Regions from separate parts of the Mus musculus genome. Here region 2 is linked to region 1. A link is a loop called in an ENCODE intact Hi-C map of the cell type or tissue named here. Cell type or tissue: left cerebral cortex. All regions are shown on one strand. Links, peaks and the distances in the headings refer to the core of each region. The heading gives the core; the rest is flanking DNA.

What was found. Hi-C counts contacts between places; a loop is a spot of excess contacts. Peaks named below come from ENCODE experiments on the same cell type or tissue, not always from the same donor. Only the 100,000 strongest peaks of a DNase experiment are listed, where the experiment ranks them.
Region 2: it touches region 1 in a loop (8-fold over the local background); 2 of 42 quality-filtered maps call a loop at or near these places.

The regions. Positions count from the first base shown.
Region 1 is chr6:101,194,917-101,199,916 of GRCm38, forward strand. All of the region lies in intron 3 of Pdzrn3 (PDZ domain containing RING finger 3), which reads right to left. It overlaps Gm26911 (a long non-coding RNA gene), which reads left to right. Exons shown (of 5, transcript XR_003956481.1): 1 at 1-3,870. Among named protein-coding and RNA genes, the nearest start is that of Gm26911, 25 kb to the left of the region's middle. In left cerebral cortex, for the core only: a CTCF peak has its summit at 2,945 (motif pointing left); DNase peaks (open chromatin) are centred at 2,931, 3,574, 3,875 and 4,166; H3K4me3 peaks cover 1,365 bases; H3K27ac peaks cover 243 bases.
Region 2 is chr6:101,255,777-101,264,778 of GRCm38, forward strand. The region is part of intron 3 of Pdzrn3 (PDZ domain containing RING finger 3); the gene reads right to left. Among named protein-coding and RNA genes, the nearest start is that of Gm33934, 12 kb to the right of the region's middle. In left cerebral cortex, for the core only: a CTCF peak has its summit at 5,956 (motif pointing left); DNase peaks (open chromatin) are centred at 5,921 and 7,986; H3K27ac peaks cover 510 bases.

The DNA.
Region 1 (5,000 bases), core at 1-5,000:
AGGCCAAAGGGCTTTTTAAGATCATCCATTCGGGGAAAAGCCTGGAGGTTAGTGGGAACTTTCTGCTACTTTGGAGGTGACTTCTCTTTGCCCACCACACGCCCTTCGTGTGGCTTGACAGAGTGAAATGACAAGCTTCAAGGGGGTCTGCTTTAGTACAGGCTCTTCAACCACACAGGTGAAAGCAGTCTCAACATTCTCTCTCTCTCTCTCTCTCCCTCTCCCTCTCCCTCTCCCTCTCTCTCTCTCTCTCTCTCCCCCCCACTCTGCCTCTCTCCCTCTCCCTCCCCCTCTGTTATGTATGTACACTAATGTCTGTGTACCTAAAGGAGAGAGGTCAACCTCTACCATAATTCCGAGGAGCCACCAACTTTTTATTTTTGACACAGGTTTGTTTGTCATTGGGTAGTCTCTATCAGAATTACTTCCTTGTGGTCTCAGCACAATTCTCAAAGACTGCTTATCTGAGCTTGTGGGCTCTTTCTGTCTCTGCATTCTCAGCTCTGAGATTACAAGTGAGCGCAATGAAACCTGGCTTCTGTGAGTGTTGAGGATGGAACTTGTGTCCTCGTGCTTGCACTGACTGTAATCACTTTACCCCGGTGGAGTTGGTCATGCACTCACTGGCACTGCTGGAAATGATTTGTGTAAGGAAAGCTTCTCAGACCTGAGAATTGTGGTGCAGATATGACACCCAGCCCCACTTATAACTCCTTTGAATGTCAACTGCTTCATCTTTGATTGGGGATAATAATATCTCCTGTCTCCAACCTGCTGTGTGAATTCAATGGGAAACCAGACGACCGGCATTTAGCATATTGCCAGTACACACCAAGCATGCTGTAGGTAATGTTGCAGATGTGTGGAAGTGTGTTTTTCTGGCGTGCAAACTTCAGGTAAGTGAGTTAGTTAGAGTTTTCAGTGGGAAACAGAATTCCCTATCAGTTCCCTGTTGACTCCTGACTCCTCAGAGTTCTTTTGGTTGGATGCCACCTCTGATCTTTTTTATTCCTTTCTCTAACTCTCCACAGGAAGACCTACAAAATACCCAGACAGCCATTCCACCTTTCCTGCTAGCCCAGCTGACATCCAGCCTGCCCTGGAATCACAGTGTCCAGCTAACAGAGTCGCCTTGAATGAGTATTTTCCTTCCTTTCCACCCAGAACTTGGCACCCGTCCTCATCTGCCTTGCAGGCCTGGAGCCTCGAGGCTAGAACATGAGCTTCTCTGTGCCATCCAATTCCCCAAGGAGAAGAAGGTTATTCCTTTGACGACCTCCGAGTATCTTTCTTTTTGGGCATCTTTTTTTCTTTTCCTTGAATTAGGGGGTCCAAGTTACCTGATCTTTTCAGCTGCTAATCTAAACTTCCCACTTCCAGAATGCACAGATTCTAGATCAAGGCCTCCACTGGAATACTGCAGGTATAAATGCCCAAGAAACTGCAGCCCAGTTTCTACTCTACTGCTCTGACAAGCCCAGGGTGGGAAGAGGCTTGCTTTTTCTCCTCAAAAGTATTCAAGTGTTCCTCAAGGTCTCAGCACAAGGGTGTCAATGACTATGCCACCCTTTAGCAAGCAGGCAAGCTGGGGAGTTGTTGTTGTTCTAATGTGATTAAAGGTACAATAAGGTGTGTGTGTGTGTGTGTGTGTGTGTGTGTGTGTGCACAACCAGAGGCAAAGCCATTGTTCTGCACCATTAAGCTCACAGCAGTCTCCCAAAGAAATTATAGGCGGCTTGCCGATGGCCCTAATGAAGAGCATCTCTTTGAATTATCTCTGGATGAGGATAGGATCAAGCCAGAGCCTTAGAATATTTGATCCTCTTTGTGCTGCTGTTATGAAGGCTTACTGAAGCCAGACACCCTGGACTTTCTGGAACTGTAATTTATGGAAACCTCAATTTCTCTGTTCTAATAAGGTTTTGCATAATAAGGATGAGGATACAATTACTAATTCCTGCAAGAGGTTTTGTGAATTCCTCTGTGCTATGGTTTGGGTGCCCAAAGAATAGGTGGAAGAAGGGACTTTACTTAGCTGACACAAGGGAAGTGGGTCCGAGAAGTAGTTTGGGCTCCCTGAAAATAAATCTGCATGGTTCCTTAAGCTGCTGACAACATGCACTTCATGTGGAAGTCATTTATCAGCAACTCACCAAATGATACTTCAGACAGAAATAGCCCCACAAAATTTTACCTAGTTAAAACCAAACTGAACCCAGATTCCTTCTTTTGGGACTGTAGTCTGCGCTTAAGAGCATAAATAATAAGGTTGAATGAAAAATAAGTTGACACAGATTTGTTGTGGATATCATAAAGTTGACTTTGGGAAGGGGCTCACTCTCATAGATGTGTATGAAGTTCACCTGAATGGAAGCTACATGGTAGCTTTGGTGCCAAACCAAAACAAGAACAGAGTTTTGAAAACTACCATTTAACTTACTCCCTCTGCAGCAGCCAAGCCTAACCTAGCACACTGCTTAGCCAACGGTGTCTGCTATTCAGCTCATTTCACTTCTAAATGTTTGGCTCAAAAAGAGATTCCCCCAGATCATCAGGTAAACTGAGGGTTAGAACATACCGCATGATGACATGCGGGATGGGGCCAGATCGTCAGTGGTGGCAGTACTGATGCTCAAGTCTTCCCAGACATCCCTAGACTGCTGGGAACAAGGCATGTGTCCCACTAAGTCCTGAGCATGGGATTGGAAGGCAAGGATATTTCTAAGACTTAAGAAGCTTGCTTTTAGCAAGTGAGACAATTCAAAAAGCCTTAGAATGCTTACATTGAATGCTTACATCCTTTCTATGCCTTACTGAAGAGAGCAGGCAGACATACAGACAGACACACCTTTTATTCACCCAGTATCATTAGGTTTTGTTCAGAGACACACATTAAGCTGTCTTGCTGTGTCTTGCTAGGGACACCCGCCCTCTGGTGGCTCATGTGAAAATAACACCCAACGAACTGATACAATTCGTTTTAAAGTCAAGCTAGTTCTTTAAAAAGAAAATATATTAATTAGCCATTTGTTGTTATGAACTAAGAAACACGCACCCATTTTTTTTCTTGACGCAATGTTATTCTCCTATGATGATTAAAAAAAAAAACTTACCAGCCTGTGATTTTCTGTTCATTAAAATTATTTGTTAAAGGAGCCAAACTGATTCAAGAGGAAAATCCTTAACTGCAGAGTTAGGTTAGCAAGAACCATGCCAAACCATCTTGTTCAAGATGGGGCTTGAATACGTAAAAGGAAAGTGCTCAACATAGATGTAAAATAAGCTATCTGGGCTGTATTGAACACATTTCCTAACATCTCAACTGAAATTTCATGTTGTGACGTAGAAGCCTGCTGAGGGTGACAGTCTGTAAGACCAAGTGGCTTGCTTCAGAAGTTGCTAACATTTGCAGAGAGAGACATAAGCAAGGGGCAAGCGCGAGGTACAAATGTGAACCACATGTCCCGGTACAAGACGCTGCTGAAAGGAGGACTTTGCTCCGCTGTAAGCAGTGCCTTAAAACTGTTTTCAATAGACACAAAAACTGCAAGCATCCATCACTGCCCCTCCCCTCCCGCCTTCCCCAACTTGTTCAAAGGATGCTGTGACCACTCTCTGACCCTTCCTGTCTGGCCGCTCTATAGAGCGCTCAGTTGTCATGGAGCTTTTGTGACCCAGCTGCTTCAAACACATCGCAAGACCATCAACAGCTATTTAGACTCTCAAAATCGAGCACCGGAGAGCTGCCGGGAAGCACATTTCTTAAGAGAGTTAACAGAACATCTCCGGAGAAGTGGGCAAGGCAGGCGTAGGCGGAACACAAACACACACAGACATTCCCGATTCCTGCCCCAGGAGGGATGCCGCCAGGTGAGTACCCGCAGGATAACCTGCCGCGCGCTGTTACCTGGCAAACTTCATAGAGTAATTTGTACTGCTCCTCTTGCTTCTGTGCGCTGCACAAGCTGCATCCCATGTTTGGAGGAATGTCAAAGAAAGCCTTTAGGACCTCCAGCGCCCGGGAAGCCACTCCCTCAGCATGCAGGCATTGAAGGGCTCTCTGAGAGCCTCAGGTGAGTCAGGCAGCTACAAAGCCTCACACGGGCATGGCTTTCTGAGGCTGCAAAAACAACTCTCTGCTTCCTCCACGCTTCCTTTCCTTCCCTCACAGCATGCACGCACGCACACGCACGCACGCACACACAGGGACACACACACACACTCACACATACACTCACACACACACACACTCTGCTCCCTCCTCAGAGTGACTCTGGCAGCTGGATTGTGGTCCAATGCACACGCTATATATACTGCTGCTCATGCATATTAATCAGCTTCCATTGACTATTCATAACAGACAATGATACAGAAGCTATAATTGCCAACTATGACAGTTGAAATTTCTCTAATTAACAAGCAAGTGCTCCAGTGGTAGGGAATAATAAAAAGACACTAACAATTTTGCAAGCCATTTTCTGGCAGTTACAAATAAACATGACTGCATTTTTTTTTTCCAGCAGGGTCTCTTAGGATAATCCCTAATGCGTTTCAGCTAAGTAGAAATTCATTTTTAAATATATCATAAAATTTCTGATGATATAAAATGTATTTAATGCTGCAGATAATGATGGCACATAAACAGATTTTATGGAAAGGACATGTTTTGAATAATATTCCGATAATGTTTAGCCCTGTACAAAGTTGTAGGAGAAAAAAAATTTCACCTATGAATAAAATATACAAATGTAAATTGCAAGCGAGATCCGTGAGTATGTAAAGTAGCTAGGGGTGGCGAGGAGAGACGCTGCCCTACAGGGGAGCAAGCAGATATTATTACCAATATATGCTGCCAATCCCAAAGGCAGCAGAAACTTATTTGTCAAAGTGACCTGGAAGGAATAGAAGCTGCCAGCCTTGTGCCATCTCCTCAGCTATGCAGATGCCACAGATATGCAGAGGTGACACTTCAGAGCCAATTGTCACTGGCTGGTACTACT
Region 2 (9,002 bases), core at 4,003-9,002, 65 kb after region 1:
TCTTTAAGTCTTATGATCTGTTTTGTTTTGTTTTGTTACTTCTGGTACTTTGTTTAGAAATGCAAACACCTCATTACAGCTGAAAATATAGGTGTAATCTGACTTTAAAAAAAAATCCCAATATGTGAAAGGCATAAAAATGAAAGGCTGGGGACAGGGACGATGACTCAGTGTTTGGTGCACACACATGAGGGTCTGAGTCTGGATCCCTCAACAAGCCTGCATGAGCTAGGCATAGCGGTGCACGTCTGTGACCCCAGTGCTGGGGTACAAAGCCAAACGACCATCTTAGGGGATTGCTGGCCCGCCAGTCCAGGAGGAATGGCAGACTCTGGGTTCAGTGGGAGACTCTATCTCAAAAGACAAAAGAATAAACCAAAAACAAACAAACAAACAAACAAACCAGAGCTGAAGGCAAGGGAGCCAGAGACAACCTCAGGCCCCGACATGTGTTCACTGGGTGAGTGCATCTTCATTCATACACATACATCCCACACGCAAATGCACACACACTGCACAAACACAGAGTTTAACGGTGACTATTGACATTACAACACAAAATTACTTGGGTGGTTGAAGGTGTAGCTTGGTAGTCAAGCCCCTGCTGAGCTGTGACACACATTGGGTTCAATCCCCTTTGCTCACATACATAAATAAACAATAAAAATTCCTAGAGAAAATTTCTACACATAAAGAAGTGACGAAGACAACAAAACCCCATGTAGCTATCGGCCATCTTAAAACATTTTAAACTCTTGGCTCATCTTTTCCAAGTATACCTGAATTTCCTAGAGATGAGGATGTCCTAGAAGAATCTGTTGGCCTCTGTGAATACTTTATGGACGTAAGAAGGCAAGAAAGCTCCTAGAGTGGACACTGCTATTGGTCTCACACAGTGAGCACACTGTGGGTCTATGCCCACAACATCGGCCCAACATGGTGTCTCACACCTGCCAGCACTTAGAGGCCAGAAGGAGGAGGATCAAGAGAATCAGGCCAGCTTAAGCTGTGTGACAAGTTGAGCCCAGCCTAGGATACATGAACCCTTGGCAAAAAAAAAAAAAAAAAAAAAAAAAAAAAAGTAATAAAATAACAACAACAACAACCATAAAATCACCAAACTAAAATAAACACAGGATTAAAAGAACCCTTTTATTCTTCATTCTTTCACAGGGAGAAAGAGTTTGGTGTGATGGCCAGCTTGAGCTGACACCTGAGTCTAAGGAGGTCCTCACGCTGTCTTATCATGGAGGTCTTCCATTTCTGAAGCTTACCTCAGAGAAAGGAAGACTACTCCGATCCGGGTGATTTGCCACTGTCACACATTAGCACACAGAAATCATGTTTCAGGCGTCTTTCCGCGTGTGCACACCACTGAGGCTCAGCCCCAGTGTACACTGCCTGCCATATCCGTCCCCTACCCTGGTCTTCTTCACAACACAGTTTCTTTAAGGCCCACCCACCAGGAGTCCCATGTATATCCTAAGTAACCTGAGAAGAACCACGCTCCAGACCAGGAGGGATGCATAGTCACTCTTGCAAGCAGACTAGGTATTATTGGTGGTACCCAAACTCCCTCGGCCGCTCGCCTAACCAGAGAGGACCGCAAATGATCACTCCAGAATGAGCACCCATGACTAGGTGTCTCTAAAACTCAACAGCAAATGTAAGCTCGCCCAACAGGTACATCCAAAACAGAGAACTGTGTGCTATTAATATTCACTATACTCTAACTCCATCTTTGGCACCAAGCAATCCACCCCTGGCCTTTCTTTCTTCTCAGCACCTACAGGTCGGGCTCAGCAGCGGTTGTATGAGTCACTGCTTGGCCTCGCTGCTGGTTTCTGAGGTAAAACTGGGGAGGAGCGTCCCAGTGTGAGCAGAAGCCACACTGCTACTTAATGAGATGAAACTCGGGGATTGTCATGGCAGTGACACCACATGAAAGAGGTCTGTGACCACAGGCCCTAGTCTTAGGTTTAGTGGGACTGTAGTTGAGAGCCTGGGATTCCTCAACTGGCCAACAGCATGGCTCCTCTTGGCTTCCGTTCAAGAAACACCAGACACTGTTCTCAATGTGTTCCGAAGATACGTCATAGAATAAGACATACTAGTCTTGGCCTCATCGCCTTTGTTTTGGGATCTACACGGTATGATGATGGATTACCCATGACCTAGTCTGAAATACCCAATGTCCAAGTTTGGTTCTAGATGATACTGGAAACTCACATGGCCACCAACTACCCTTCTCACACACAGAGGATGGACCAATGGCTATTTAGCCCTGATGCGTAGTTACTCATCTGTCTGTGAGTCCCCAGACTGACCCATCCTCAGGAATATTCCAGAAACTCCTATTACTCCTGGTACAAAACTCTGAGGTGAGTTCTCTCAGTACAAAACCGTGTACAAGTTGCTGACTTTCTAAAAAGATATCGATTCCAAAATTATCCCTCTCATTCCCTAGATGGTAAGAAACTGGTGTGACACCCAAAATAGACTCTTTTAAAGTGTTCAGAGCCTTGAGTCAGCAGGGTCTTGCTACTCACTGACTGTGTCTACCTGGAAAATAGCTCTAAATGGCACTCTCTGCCTTGTATAGCTGTGATGGTTGAAGTTAACATGAAAACATGCACACGCACACATACACATATATACATACACATGTACACACACATATACACACACACAATACCCACACACATACACATGTACACACATGTACACATAAGTACACACATACACAATAACCTCACACACACACATACACATGTACACACATGTACACACACACACACACACACACACACACACACAGAGTGTATACACCAGGGTCAGCTTACACAGAAAGCACAAAGGATGGATGGCAGCCGACAATGCTGCTGTGGCTGTCATTCAGAACAAGATGTTTCTGTTATTGCTTAGAACAGCCAATCATCAATGGAGCAAGAGGTCACAAGGACATGAGGGGAAGCTCTTATCTTAAGAACAATCACAGCTTTATTAAGATTGAACTTGGCTTTCCAAGCCTCTTTCTGATTATCACTTCCTACCAGCTTTCCTAGTGCGATGTGCCACGCTTTGCTCTGGACTCTCCAGTTCATTGTTGACTTAACCATCAGGGCTCCAGTCTATGTCAGTGCCTTAACCTGAGTAGTCCTTTTAAACACAGCCCCGCGTGCTGTGGTGCACAGAGTGGTTCCCTACTGCAGACTGGATGAAGAGGGAAACCTCAGTCCTTTCGTGGAACATCTTTCTATCTAGCCTAGCCACCGACCGGTTCCAACCTCTACCCAGGTGTGTTACCACTTTTAAACCACCTACCTTCCAGGCAACTTCAACACTGGTCTCTACCTTCTAACTCTGAACACCCTATTATGGAGCCTTTATTTCTTCTTAAAGTCAATCTACCCACTGCTGTGTGTGTGAACTGTCTGATGAACCTGCCCATTTTGAACTGTAGCAGTTTTCATTTCTTTGTCTAGCCTGATTAGGTCTTGTCCCATCTATGTGCATCTGGCTTCTTCCAACAGACCCCTTAATTCTCAGAACCAGGCATGAGACTGTAGATCCTCCTCGTAAGCCAGTTTCTCATCTTCTGTTCTCACCATGTCCAGCTAGACAATCCAGAAATATTTAAAATTGTTCAAACTTCAAGGGCAAGGGATCATCATCAATTCCTGCTGAGATTTGGCTATGGCTTCATAAACCTAATTAGAGCTGTAAAACACAAACCCCCAACTACAGCTCCCTTGGTTTGCTGTGGGGCTGTTAACAGCACAACCAACTTCGGCACTTGATGTCCATTTCCGATGGACATCGTGCCAACTCTCTGCCTGAGCTGGTGGCATTCATCCAAGTTCTTTATACCATCCAGTGGGACATGCACGAGCTTCAGATACGATATCCTCCACTCAGGATTCCACCTGCTTTTTATAAGCCCATTCATGTATGTGCTAAGATCCTGAAGACTCTGTCCCCCAAGCAGGCATGTCACCTTACCTATGATAACTTTCCTAGTATCTCTCTAGTGCCTGCTACGTTACCCTCCCTAGTGACTGCAAAGGATTACATATCTAGTTGGGATCTTTGCAGGTTCCAGGAACTCTGGTGGATATCAAACACAACAGTGCTCAAGTCCTTTATACAAAATGGTACAGTGTTCGAATGTAACCTATGTGTGTCTTCCAGTGCTCTTTAAAACATCTCTAGGATACTTTAAGTGCTCGATAAAAATATAAATATGATGTTAGTTGTTACAATGTCGATGATGGGATGATGCCAAGAAATATGGCAGTATTTTTGCCAAGATATTAGCAATATAGATTCAACTGGTGTGTGTGTGTGTGTGTGTGCATGTGTATGTGTGTCTGAAAAGATTCAAACTGTAGGTTTGCTGACTCTAGGAGTACAGAACCCACTGAAAAAGGGCCAAATGTCTTCCACTCCCTCCCAGAGCTTCCAGTCTTTCCCCTTCCTAAGTGAGGACTTTCTCAATGCACACCATGTACCTACAATGTAAAAAGCATAAACAACAGCACAAGGAGAGGCCAATGTGTTCGAGGGAGACAGCTCAGTGGCAGAGTGCTTGCCCAACATGCACAGGCAAACGGGCGATTCCCAGTGCTATAACGGCCACCGCCACCGCCACCGCCACCGCCACCGCCACCGCCACCACCACTACCACTACCACCACCACCTCCACCACCTCCACCACCACCACCACTACCACAGCAAATCAAATCAAAAGTTTCTCTCCCGTGGAACCAAAATAACGCTATAATAGATTTGTCCCTTCAACTCCATATCTGGTATGAATGTGGCAGGCGATAAGTGCCATCTAAATGCTACCACCCGCCACCAGACAACGAAGCTCCTTAAGCCGGCTCCAGCAAGCAGACTACCTGAGGCATTTTCCTCACAGCCCTGTTATTAAGAAGAGACACATGACATGGCAAGCAATGAGAGAAAACACAGCGCTCGGCACAAGAGTCTTGGGTTAGCTGGCGTACGGAGAAGCGTGACGAAGACGCTTGTGGCCTCAAATCACGTGTAAACCCTTTCTCCGAGGTAATCATTATGTTTCCAGCCTAAATTACAGTGTGGCTGCAACCAGAATGACACGTTTTCATAATAAAAGAAGGTTCCATAATGATGTCCTTTAGTGTCTAAATACATGGCTTCTCTTCAGGAGGGAATTAGCGAAGGGGCCTGTCCAGTGACACTTCATTCTCTGTAAAAGGCCAGGAACAACTGAAATTCCCTTCAACAGTCATTAATTCTACTTAAAGTTCATCTTCCTGAAGTTTGCCTCTGAATCTCTCTCTCCCTTCTCTGTCTCTCTGTGTCTGTGTCTCTCTGCCTCTCCTTCCGTCCCTCCTTCCCTCTCCCCTCCACTCCCCCCTTCTCGTTCGTTCGTGTGTGCGTGTGTGTGTGTGTGTGTGTGTGTGTGTGTGTAGGCCAGGCTAGAGGAGGATTTGGGGTATCCTGGTTTAACACTGTCTCATTCTTGTGAAACACTCCTACTGAACCTGGTGTTGGTCTAACTGCCGGCAAACCCCAGCCATCCTGCTATACTATTGGGTTATAGGCATACATGGGTGTACATGACCACACTTGGCTCTCTGCGACCCCCAGGTTCTGGAACTTGGAATCAGGTCCTTGTGCTTGTGTAACAAGCACTCTCACTTGCTGGGCCAGCTCTAGAACTTTTTGACAGGTAAGGCAGTCCATTCAGAGTGCCTGTGTGGTATGTTTTACATCTTGGACTTTGTGTCAGGAAATCAGGCAAGGTTCAGAAATGGAAAATTTAGCTGTATGATCCCAGAACAGGCAGCCTGGTCAAGGGCAGTAAGTAGCCTCTCAGACCAGGAATCCTTGAAGATCAACACCTCCTTACAACCCACTTCTTGGGGAAAAGGCATTGTGAAAAACATATGGTATCACAGCGCCACCTTCTGGTACAACTGTGTCATTAAACAATCTTATAGGATGTGGATTTCAACCCAGTGTAAAAACCAGAAAGAAGAGATTCTTCACATTTTCTTACAAATGGACAGTTTGAAAAACACAACTCGGTTTTTTTTATCTGTTCGTTCTTTGTTTGTTTAAATTTCTAGCGTTAGGTAGATAACTATAACTCCCCAGTCCAAAAAAGTTACACTAGAAGTTGGCAGTTTTGTTGCATTAAATAATGAAATTTTATCTGCATGCTTTCCCATCTTAAATGTTTAATTATCTATTATAAACAACTGTGATAAAGGGCACGGCTCACAAAAGAAGCCAACATGCTCTTGGACACTGGAGTTCCCTTTATAAGCAAAATCTAGATGCAATCTAGTGGCTGCTTTGAGATTTTGGATTTTCCACTGGGTACCATCTTTACAAGAAGATGTGTAAGTGGTCCTGTGTTTCCTTCCATAGTCCCCAAAGCTCACACATCTGGTGAGAGTGAAGTTCACAAGGGATGGGAAGGCTAACCATGTGAGAGCACAGAAGTCTAACACACACACACACACACACACACACACACACAAGCAGGCACTCATGCACACATACACATATGTACACATGCACAGATACATGTGCACTCACACTCATACACACAAGCACACACACACACCACACAGGCACACAGGAATGTACACACACACATGCTTCAGAGAAGCATGATTTCATTCTTTAAATAACAGGTTTCCAAAGACTCAAGGACTCTTCCTTAAACCAGTCCTCCATTATCTTCATCATCTCTAGTGCTTTATTCAGCCTATTATTCCTACTGGCGTGACCTCCATGCCGCCTCTGCCGGGGAACAAGAACAATGCTTCCTTTTCTCTCTCTCTCTCTCTTTTTCCCCCCTTTTGCACGGTAGTTATTTTTTTTATCATAGAGAACACCACCTAATGTTTTGTCCCACAACTCTGCAAAGTCTTAAATGACAGATTACACATTTCGAGACTGAAGTCAACTGTCTTGGGGCCTCCACAGACATTGCCTTGAGAAACTTGGTAAAAGCTTTGAACTTCTATGGGACAGAAAAGCATCTCAGACTGAAATTAAAACCCTACAATTAGGGCTTTTATCCCAAATTTATCCAAAGATCGGATTCTGCACCCTGGCACATAGGCAAGGAAGCAGGAAGAGGGAGGGACAGAAGGCGCACAGTTGTGTTTTTGTATTGCGTACTCAGTGTCTGCCTTGGAGAAACAACCCGGTGAGATAGAAATCCCAGCCACAGGGACTTCCTGGCCATAGCAGAGCTGTGGATACAGAAGGCTTGTTTCAGGCATGCGTGAGACAGGTAGTCTTCCATGCCTTTAGCTTCTTCATACACAGAAATGAGTATTTCACTGCTGACTGTGGATGTATGTCGCCTGTGTCTTGTGGGTGCATCACGAGTCTCTCCACCGCACTTCAATCCTCTAGAGAGTGGTTCTCACCCTTTCCAATGCTGCAACCCTTTAATGCAGTTTCTCACGTTGTGGTAACCCCTACCTTCCCCCCCCTCCAACTGTAAAATGATTTTTCATTGCTACTTCGTAACTGTAATTCTGCTAGTTAGGAATTGTAATGTGTTTTCCAATGGTGTTACGTGACCCCTGTGAAAAGGTCGTCTGACCCCCAAATGGGTTGCGACCCACAGGTCTGAGAGGCACTGCTCTATAAAAAGATAGCACAGAATACAGTGTTAGTCAGCAACTGTGTGGTACAAGTGGCAAAGGAACTCGCATAAAATTTACATGGGATTTAATTAGTTGATAATGGGTCGTTAATTGAATGGCTTAGGAAAGGAATCGTATTCTCTTAGACACATAAAGGCTCCATTCAGGAAGAAAAGATTTGTTTTTCCTTGGCCCTTCTAGGCTAGCAGAACCACCTGTGCAAATACCGGGCTTCAGCCTGATGACAAGTGGGGTTTTATGGTACCAGGAAGATTTCCATCTCCATGACAACCTTTCTGGTTCCAAACAGTGAATGTTATGTTTCTGGAATCAACATCTCCACCAAGGCAGCAGACTGGATTAGGGCCTCCCACACATCGCCACAGTCATTCCCGGACAACCATTTGACAAGCCCCTGCTGGGCAGCAACCATTGATCCATCTGACCTGGTTTGCAGGGACTCTGTCTTCTGGGTGATGCACTGTTTGAAAGGGAAGTAAGTCTTCCATTCAACCACTCCCTGCACTAAGCACTTTTCTCATCTCCAAAATCTACCACATGTGCAGAGAGGGTAGGAGGTGTGGTTGCTGGGTGTGAAATCCAGGCAAAAGCCCCCCAACAGGCTAGGCAACCATCCACCAATGAGCAGCACACAGCTTCAATCTCATACCATCTTCTTTTTGTATTAGGTCTGATACCCATCCAAGGCACATTTTGCATGAAAATCAGAATTTGTAGCTATTTCGCTTAAGCATTATGTAGATAATGTAACTTGTAATATTTATCAACACAACTTGGATATAGGACTTAGATCCACAAAGGGCTTCCTGGAAAACTCCCTCAAAATATGTTTGAAAAAACACATCAGTCATATTCTTACATGAATGTGCTTGGGATATGGAAAATAGTTTTTGCAGCCATTGCTCCTGGCTCTTTGCAAATGACAGTCCACTGAGGTTTTGATTTACGGTCAAATCCCATTCGTACTCTCAGACAGCGTGACACCCGAGGGTGGAGGCGCAGAATTTAAGAGTATGGGATTGTGGAGCTGAAGGCAAAGATTTTCTTCTTTTAATTAAGAAATAAGTTATCGTTCTAGACATGCATGCCACTTTATGTAGCTGGTTTTCATGAATAATGATGTCAGAGGTGCCCCCTCTGACAGACCCTTCACACAAACTCTGGTCTTAGCCTTTGTCTCAGGGTCCAGCGTGTAGGACTTTGCTCAGAATTAAAACTCACAAGACTTGATCATAGTATGCTCTTTACGTGACCAAGTTTCTTGCTGTTTTAAGAGTATTGGACTACAATATACAAACTAGAAATTATAATAACACAGCA